2 separate regions of the Homo sapiens genome follow, and region 2 is linked to region 1. Evidence: chromatin loops called from intact Hi-C (ENCODE). Cell type or tissue: GM12878. All regions are shown on one strand.

Region 1 (5,000 bases):
CTCTCCCCACAGTCTAACCCCTCTATGACCTGGCCCTTCTTGGGCCCCATCTCCCAGCACTGACTCCCATGCACCCCATGCACAAGCCATACAGAATTACATGCACCTCCCTGCTATAGACTGAACGTTCATGTCCCTCTAAAATTCATGTGTTGAAACCTAACCCCCAGTGTGTTGGTATGTGGAGGTGGGGCCTTTGGGATTATGATTAGGTCATAAGGGCAGAGCCCTCATAAATGGGATGAGTGCCCTTATAAAAGAGACCCCAGAGAGCTGCCTTGGCCCTTCCACCATATGAGGTTACAGTGAGAAAGATGACCATCTATGAGTCAGGAAGCTGGCCCTCGCCAGACACCAAATCCACTGATGCTTTGATCATGGACTCGCCAGACTCTGGAGCTGTGAGAAATAAACTTCTGCTCTTTATGAGCCACCCAGTCAAAAGTATTCTGTTATGACAGCCCAAACGGCCTAATATACTCCCCAAATGCCTCCTTCTTGCCTCTAAACTTGTGCAGATGTTGCTCCCTCTGCCTAGACATCCTAACCTTTCCCGACCACCAGCCCCTTCATCTGCCACTCCCAACTGTCCTTGGATTCCGTTTTGACAATACCTCCTCTGCAAAGCCTTCCCCCCTTCTCTCTAGTGATAGCTGGCTGCCTTTTCTTGGTTCTTCAAACCCTCCCCCAGCATTAACCATTACAAAGCCTTGATGTCTGCCTCCAGCCTTTGAGCCACTTGATAACAGGTATACATACCATCCTGGCCACTAACACTCATTCATTAAGTTTGCAGAAATAATGAATTATTGATTAAATGAAAAAAGGCTTTGCTTTTGAGCCAGCTACTGCTAAGTAGTGTTTCTAAGAGATGACACATACTTAAATAGAAAAATGGGAAAAGAGAACAAAGAGATGTGCCTACGGAAAATGAAGAAGGGGCTGCCACTTTTCTCTTGGAATCCATGGCTCTTCACTCTCCACTGGGAGGAGACCCACTGCAAAAGGAATCATGAATCATTAACTGAAGAGGACAGAGAGGGTCAATTTGGAAAGCTGACAAGGCTAAGCAATTAACTTATCATTTTGAGGATCTATTTCAAGAAGTTGAAATACTAATTTTCCTTATCACAACGAATGTATCTAATCTCTTCTGCAAAAATGGGGTCAAAGAGATTTTTTAAAAGACTATCTTAGAACAGAGGAACAAAACCTGCTCAAAAATGTTTACAGGTGAACAAGAAAATGGTCAAAGAGAAGCTGACCCCTGGTATTTTAATGAAGATATCATGCATTATAACTTAATACCTGGCCCGTGATAGAAATGAATATTTATAAGTGGGAACCCATAACAAACTACAATTTGATGACTGAGTATCAACACCTGGACTTCCAACTCATGAGAATGCCTTTCTCTGCATAGGGCTACATCCTTGCTGTCTTTTGCTTATACTCTGAATATCTACTCAAGAATACAGGAGCATATGGTATGTTTCTGTAGTTTCACCAAGTTTCACAAGCATTACATCAACTCCCCCAAACAGGGGCCCTCGCTACATCTAAAACTGGGGTGGGGAGAAAAGAAAGAAAAGGAGAACATATGAACAAAGTTATAAACAGAAAGAGTAGTCTCTTGGCTTTTAGAAAAGATCTTGGTTAAGTCAATTTATGAAACTATCCCATCTTCCCCCATCTCCTGAACTACACTCAAAATTGTAAAATTATGGCCAACCTAGAAGCAAGTTTGAATTCACTGTTCTAATGCCTGTGTGTATGTGTGCACGCGTGCACACATACACACAGGCATTAGAACAATTTTTGTTATTTTTTTTTAGAGACATGGTCTCACTCTGTCGCCCAGGATGTAGTGCAGTAGCGCGATCACGGCTCAATGCAGCCTCGAACTCCTGGGCTCAAAAGATCCTCCCGCCTCAGTCGCCACCACACCTGACTGTTTTGTAGAGAGAGGGTTTTGCCATGTTGCCCAGGGTGGTCTCGAACTCCTGGGCTCAAGCAATCCTCCTACCTCAGCTTCACAAAGTGCTGAGATTACAAGCACGAGCCACCACGACTGGCCCTAATGCCTATATTTTTATGGGTGAAAATATTATAATAACTAGATAGTCTGAAAATGATACCCATATGGGGTTGAAAGACTCTGAAGACGCTCACTGACATCCACAAGGGGGCAGTATGTCACACTGAAGAAGCTGCAGTGTGTGTCACCCAAAATCAGTTTCATTCCAGTCATTTGACCCCGTGTCAAGTTGACTTCCCTTTACACCAGCTTCTCTGTACTTATGTATTCAGTACAACAAAGGGGATTTTTAAAAACTGTGTTCTTGATCTTCAGTAACAGTTTTTATAATGCAAGGGGGACATCAGTGTATAGATTTCAAGTGGAAGAAAAGCCACTTTAGAGCTGAGTGTGTTTATTTGAATAGACCTAAAACAGTTTCAGAATTATGTGATGTAATATAACAATGCTAGCTTTCCATTGCCTTTGCTTTTCATAAAATCATGCCTGGGGTGTTTTTAAGGTTTCAGGCCAACATAAACATATGAAAACTCCACATAATTGAATCAATTGAGTCAAACAAGGTAGGCTTATTAAATTTCCTCTTCTGGCTATGTGAGTATAGACACAACCTAGGAGCTCACTGACTGTTAGAATTTAACAAGATATCACGGAAAGCTCATACCTATAATATTTTCCTACAAATTTTGGTCAGATCCCTATATGCTGGGCCTCAGCTTCCACAGGTAGACATTTTGTGTGTGGCCTTGGAACCAGAAGAGCAGAGGATGGGAGGTGCCTGAGGGAAGAGTATCTGAAGATTCTCTGCCTGGGGCATGGGGAAAGGAGGGTCTTTTCTCCATTGGGATTTAGAGCTCTCCTAAAAGTCTCTTCAGGTTTTCCCCAAAGCAAGAAGTTGGCTAAAGGCTTGAGAACCTTAAGAAACAGATTTGTTTTTCCTTCTGCTACTAGGGACTAAATAGAACTGTGGGAATTAGCAGTGTTGCTTTGAAAGTTTATTAGATATGTGCATCTCAATCAAGACCTTGCCTCCCACCCTCACTATTTTTTCCTCAAATTAACCATTGAGAAGACATAAGCAAGAAATAATAGCTAACCCCTCCAACATTTTTCAAATTAAAAAGTGAATTAGAGAAATAAAATTGTCCTTAGAAGAGTCTACATATGACCCAAGCAGATCCCCAAGCCTTTGGAAATTTGTAGTCCACAAAATTAAGATCTTTTCCCACGGGGTACCACTTCCCAACTCTCACCTCCATCCCTTACCCCACCCACACTCCACCCCGCATGGAGTATCAGCTCGGGGCTGGTGAAGGAAGAGATGGAAAGGGCAGGGCAGGGATGAATTTTTAGCAAGGAGTAAAGTTATGTAAAATGATATGTACGCACACACAGAACAAAAAATAGTGATGTGTGGTAGTTGGAAATGTTGCTGGGTCAAAAACTTTCTAAGGGGAATATATATTTTCTAAACCATTATGGAAATCAAAGAGTTGTAGCCAAAGTGACAACTAAAATGTATGGCTTTCAGCTTTTCAGACAGCTAACAAAGCAACAGCTCTGGCAATCAATGGGCCCATCAATCAAATGAGGTAGTGCCTTGGAGGGCCTCTGTCGAGGGAAGGAACATGGGTCACGTGGCCTTGTGCAGGTCCTTCCTTTCCCTTCACAGCAGCAGAACTGACTGGAGCCTAGTAAGCAAGTGTGATGGGCTCTTCGCAAGGCCTTTCTCAGAAGCTAAGTTTTTCCTGGAAGCTATGCATGTCAGATGCAGTCATGCATTCTGGTTCCCTGTGACTGTGACTGCTGCACACCTTGGGAGGGGAGCCCCAACAGTTCCCTACCACTATTGTAAGGAAAATACCTGGTTCATTCCATGAACACTGAGTCTGATTACTTCCACACTAATCTGTACCCCTGTCTCCAGCCTCTCCCCAGCCCCCTCCTTGCTGCCTACTCTATCACCTCTTTAGGGAGTGGTGGGTAGAAGTGGAGCTTAGGTCAGCCCTGGAATAAACTGGGCAAGAATCAAAAGTAAAAAGAGAAAAAGAAGAGGGTCACTTAAAATCCAAGAGATAGGAACAGCAAGTTCTCCATTTAGAAAGAGAGTAGAATAAATGAAATAGGGGAGGAGGAGAAGAAAGAACCTTCTCCAGTCAAGCCCATATTGAGGATATCACTCAGCGGGAGAGGTTTAATAAAAGCTACTGGGCCAGCATCTGCCTGCAGATAACAATTAATGCCAAAAACAATGGGCTTAACAACTCTTAATTCAATCTTTGGAAAAAGATAAAGTTTGCAGAAATCAAGAGAAACTTTCTCTATCTACTGGGGTGTAGAGAAAGGTGCAGAAACTCCAGAAAATGGATGAAAGAAAAATTTCAAAAACCATAGACTAATGAGTTTGTAAAGCAAGAACCATATCTTCTTAACTCACATGGTACCACCGCCAGCTCAAGGCTACAAAAAACAGAACAGGGAAAACTCATCAACTCGTGTGATGGTTCAAACTTGGGGAATACAAACTAGGAGTTTGCAATCAAGCCAAAGAAAATCCAGAAAGGAGTAGTATGCTTTACTTCTGGAACATACAGAAGCTCTTGTTATCTATGGACAATTGACCCTAGGAATTCTATCTTGACTTAGTCTTCCATTCCCTCCTCTGAGTCTCTGACATAATATTATTTTAATTCAACAGTTTATACAGTATTGGTAAAAAGCCCTGAGTCCAATCAATTCAACTATCTTCCTCAACTCAGTGAGTTCTAGTCTAGATCAAGGCCCATCAAATTATAGTCCACAGGCTAAGAAGTTTTTACATTGTTAAATGGTTGAAAAAAATCAAAAGAAGGATATGGTACATTAAATGAAATTCAAGTTTCAGTACCCATAATAAAGTTTTAGCAGAACACGGTCATGCTCATTTGTTGGCATACTCTCTTATCACTGCTTCTGTGATAAA
Region 2 (5,000 bases), 63 kb after region 1:
ACGACATATAAGGTATTACTATTATGAAACTAAGCCTTAGAAATTTTAACAATATCTGCTTTTACGGACAGACAACCCTTGATCTCTCTCTTACCTCCTCTATTTCTGGAAAATGAATCCCTAAGTCATCAGTATTGCTACAATTCTCAAGAGGTTTAAAAATCATCTTAGGCCAGACGCAGTGGCTCAATGCCTGTAATCCCATCACTTTGGGAGACCAAGGTGGGCGGCCTGCTTGAGCCCAGGAGTTCAAGACCAGCCTGGACAATGTGGTGAAACCCCTTCTCTACTAAAAATATAAAAATTAGCCATGCATTGTGGTGCCTGCCTGTAGTCCCAGCTACTTGGGAGGCTGAGGTGGGAGGACCAATTGAGCCAGGGAGGCCAAGGCTGCCGTGAACTGTGGTCATGCCACTGCACTCTAACCTGGGATACAGAGCAAGACCTTTTCTCAAAAAAAAAAATTAATTAATCTAAAAAGTAAAAATAAAAACCACTCTACCACCTTACCACAACGGAAAGAGAGTAATTGAGTTTGTATTTAAACAGAATGCTACCAATTCCTTCTCTACCTTGAATCTGTGATCATCCTGGTATTTGAAATTTTAAAGGAATGGGAAAAGGTTTTTTTCATTTTATTTATTGAAAAGTCATTTATTCAGCACCTACCAGGCACCATGCTGATGGTGAATAAAACAGGTGACAGACTTTTACCCTACCAATACTTTATTTCCAGCAATGATAATTTACTGTCTGGATTGCTCTAAGGTCTTCCTGGGCCTAGACTTGCCTGACTCCATCCCACATTCTATGTAGACAGCTGCCAAGTGTTATTTCTTAAACATAAATCTGTTCATGTTGCTTCTTCAGTGATTTCCACTGTCCGCGGGATAGTCTACCTCAGGAGGTGTAAATGGCCTTTCATGAATGTGTCATGGCCAAAAAGGCCTCTTCCTCATCCCTTGCCACCCCCTGCCTTTACCTTCTGCCCTCCACCTACACACTTTACTTTTCAAGGAACCTTGCAGTTTCTCACAAACTTTCTCACAGATTCTCGAGCTGGTCCTTTCCCCTCTCCAACTGCTTTTTTTTTTTTTTGAGACAGAGTCTCACTCTGTTGCTCAGGCTGGAGTGCAATGGTGTGATCTTGGCTTACTGCAACCTCTGCCTCCCAGGTTCAAGCGATTCTCCTGCCTCAGCCTCCCGAGTAGCTGGGATTACAGGCGCCTGCCGCCACGCCCAGCTAATTTTGTATTTTTAGTAGATAGGGTTTCACCATGTTGGCCAGGCTGGTCTCGAACACTTGACCTCAAGTGAGCTGCCTGTCTCGACCAACTGCTTCTAAAACTGGCCACCTCCTTCAAGATTTCTCTAAATATCCCATTCAAGAAGTTTCCTTGATCCCAAATATGGATTAAATGCTCCTTCTATGTTCACCCCTCAAAAATTGGAACTAGGTTTATTATATCTTTTCTAAATTTTTGATTATAAAAGACACATGTTTACTAAAAAAAGTTCAGAAAAAGAAAAGTATATAAAGGATAAAATGATAGAAAATCACCTACTCTACCACAGGCAATCACTGCAAAATTTCTCTATATATCTCCACCTGTAACTCCAAGTTCACTATACATACTGATTTGTAACTTTTTTTTTTTTTTGGCTCCTTCCAGGAAACAATGAAACTTTACTTTCTTAACACTATATCTTACTACTTTTCCATGTGGGTACAAATAGATTTAAATCATTTTTATTGGCTGTACTATTTTTCACTGTATGATAGTACCAACTAATAACCTTTATTAATGGGCGGTTAGATTCCCCATTTTTTTGTTCATTATATCCTGATCTTAGGTTTATCCTAACATTTTTAAAGAGATCCTTGCGGTGTCATTCATTTTTAAATTCCCAGTGCTCATACCAGTGTCTGGCATACAGTATTTGTTAAGAGTTCCATGTGAAAGATGAGCTTAAGTTTCTACTTAATACTGAGAGTTCGAAAATCAGACTGCTGTCTACAAGCACTGAGCAGTGCATTATTTTCTTGATCTCATTTGCAAATGCAGTCTGTTGGATTAACCTATTAATCAAAAAGTAATACAGCTGCCTTAAATTCTTTCTGAAAAAAACAGCAAGCTTTGTGCAAACAAAACACAGATACAAAGCTATGCATAACTACGAGGCGTGAGTTATTCCTGCCCCGGCAAAGGAAAGATGCATGACCTTCAGACTGCAGCACACGCAGAGCGGGTCGCCGGCTCCTGGGGCAAGGAGCTCAGCCACAAGAGACCCGCGGCCTGCGCTTTTCCAGACAGGACCACTGGTCCTGAGCTCTTTTCCCCGGCGTCCGCCAACGGGACTATGCGAGGTTTACAATGGAGAGAGATGGGGCCAGGACCAAGCCTTAGGTTTCGCGCTGACCCCTCGCGAGGTCCAGAGACAACCCACCGCCCCACCCCCGGCGCATGCGCAGAGACGCCAGCGCTCGCAATTGACTGCATGCGAAGGACCTCCGCACACACACTCACCCGCCGAGGAAATTAAGGGACGCGCAGCTTTTGTATTACAGCCTCCAGGCCCCAGCACTCTTAAAAACCAACCCCCGGAGGAGCCCAGCTTACGGCCACTCCACATCGCGACAAACGATCCCACCTCTTTTCCGGTCCCTCCCGAAAAAAGATCCCCAACATAAAGGTTCCGAGATCACTTTCGCCGTCTGCAGCCGACTTTTTTTTTTTTTTTTTTTTTTAGCAGAGTCTGTTCTGTTGCCCAGGCTGGAGTACAGTCCCCATCTCGGATTCTGGGATCACTGCAATCTCCGCCGCCCGGGTTCAAGCGATTCTCCATGTTGGCTGGTCTCGAACTCCTGACCTCAGGTTATCCGCCCGCCTTGGCCTCCCAAAGGGCTGGGATTACAGGCGTGAGCCACCGCGCCCGGCCTGCAGCCGACTTTCATGATTGTATTGTTGAGTGTTATGTATGTATGGCTATACTTTCACGCTCATTTAGCAAATTGCACATGGAATTAAACTGCAAGATGTTTTTACTATCATAAACAACTTTGAAGATACTTTATTGCTATAGGACACCTCAAACCTCATGTTCGAAGTTGACCTCAATCAGGCCATTACTTCGTGCTGTGTCTTCTTTTATTGCCATGTAGCTCTATTTCACACTTAACAGATGTCTCTTCAAGGACTTTTATATTCCTGTAAGACATTGACCCTACTGCTAAGAATGCAAGAGTATGGGAGCACTTCTTCCTCAAGGGAAGAATTGTTTCCCCTTTCAAGGCACTCAAATATCAGATGGCCAGAAGGCCAAATGTAAAACTTATTTTCTGCAAATGACTATTATCTTGTACAGGGTATATACATCATGTAGTAGGAGGCTTCTGTGGCTCAGTCTAGGCAAACTTCATTTAGAGCTAGGAACAGTGATCAGTAACATTTTACGTCTAAATGCACAAAGTCTTTCTTTGGGTAAGAACAATGACGAATCTCCAACATTGAAGACAAAAAATTATTCTGTATTTTCAACAGGTAGGGTCAAATTGGTAAAGGGTTCTTTCAGTTAGCGAAATTTACCGCTCAGGAATCTTTTTTTTTCTTTTTTTTTTGAGACAGCCTCACTCGGTTGCTCAGGCTGGAGTGCAGTGGTAGGATCTCAGCTCATTGCAACCTCCGTCCCCCAGGCTCGGGTGATTCTTCGTGCCTCAGCCTCGTAAGTAGCTGGGATTACAGGTGTATGCTGCCATTCCCGGCTTAATTTTTGTATTTTCAGTCAGGGTTTCACCATGTTGGCCAGGCTGGTCTCAAGCTCCTGACCTCAGGTGATCTGCCTGCCTCAGCCTCCCAAAGTGCTGGGATTACAGGTGGGAGCCACCTCACCCAGACAGCAATAGTCTTTCATTCATGGTTCTTAGCTAAAATATTGACCTCCTCCTAAGGGTGGTCGCACTTTTCAGTTGCTATGTCCTCTTCAGAGCTCCTCTACCCTTAGATACATGATCCTCTCTCCACATGAAGGCAGAAAGCTCTGCACAAAAGAAAATGTAGCACGTCTTGTATTTATTGGAGTGACACATCCAAGGAAAAAGCAAAGTGCAAGCACAATTAAATAAAGTTCTAGGAGCTTTATATGTACTTTCTTTGAAGGTACCACACTTCACTGGGCTTCAGAGCCTTTCCACTACATTTTAACAAGAAGGGGAATCAATGATTTGCTTTATGCTGACAAGTATGTCTTTTGAACACCCAGAACAGGTCTGGCCCAAATAAGCAAAACTAGCTCATAGTATTTCTCGCTACAAACATCAACAAAGGGCTTTCCCAATGACCCTTAAGCCTAAGTGGTATTGGAAAGTTGTAATGGCTGTAATGCAGTATATGGCCATTGTTGGAGATATTTCCCCAGACTATTATTGTTATGGTCTCACCCGTAAGTCTGCGTATTTATTTTGCTCTAAAACTCTTAATGTCTGTTTTGTAATTCAACTTTATAAACATTTTTTTTTTCATCCAAGGGTAAAGTGCTCCCTTGTAGCTTTGAAATGATATACAGCTGGGCGTGGAGGCTGACACCTGTAATCCCAGCACCTTGGGAGGCTGAGGTGGGCGGATCACCTGAGGTCAGGAGTTCAAGACCAGCCTGGCCAACATGGTGAAACCCCATCTCTACTACAAAAAGTACAAAAACTAGCTGAGAGTGGTGATGGAATCCTGTAATCCCAGCTACTTGGGAGGTTGAGGCAGGAGAATCGCTTGAACAAGAGAGGTGGAGGTTGCAGTAAGCTGAGATCACGCCATTGCACTCTAGCCTGGGCAACAGAGCAAGACTGTGTCTCAAAAAAAAAAAAAAAAAAGAGATATACCACTACATCCACTCAGTTTAACTGGTAAGTTTTCACATTTACTTAAAAATTTTACATAAATTGGTAACTCAGAATAATTCTATCATAACTTCTACCAAAATCAGAATGTGGCAGATTTAACCAAGGT

Evidence for each region. A loop is a pair of places that touch in the nucleus more often than their neighbours do. Peaks named below come from ENCODE experiments on the same cell type or tissue, not always from the same donor. Only the 100,000 strongest peaks of a DNase experiment are listed, where the experiment ranks them.
Region 2: it touches region 1 in a loop (5-fold over the local background); 25 of 110 quality-filtered maps call a loop at or near these places.

What each region holds. Positions count from the first base shown.
Region 1 is chr6:99,328,083-99,333,082 of GRCh38, forward strand. The region is part of intron 3 of FAXC (failed axon connections homolog, metaxin like GST domain containing); the gene reads right to left. Among named protein-coding and RNA genes, the nearest start is that of FAXC, 19 kb to the right of the region's middle. In GM12878, a CTCF peak has its summit at 2,195 (motif pointing right); a DNase peak (open chromatin) is centred at 2,259; H3K4me3 peaks cover 225 bases.
Region 2 is chr6:99,391,546-99,396,545 of GRCh38, forward strand. COQ3 (coenzyme Q3, methyltransferase) reads right to left here and starts at 2,650. Exons shown (of 7, transcript NM_017421.4): 1 at 2,529-2,650. The coding sequence starts at 2,634. RefSeq lists an enhancer at 1,906-2,545. In GM12878, no CTCF peak of the experiment used is centred here; a DNase peak (open chromatin) is centred at 2,626; H3K4me3 peaks cover 1,554 bases; H3K27ac peaks cover 594 bases.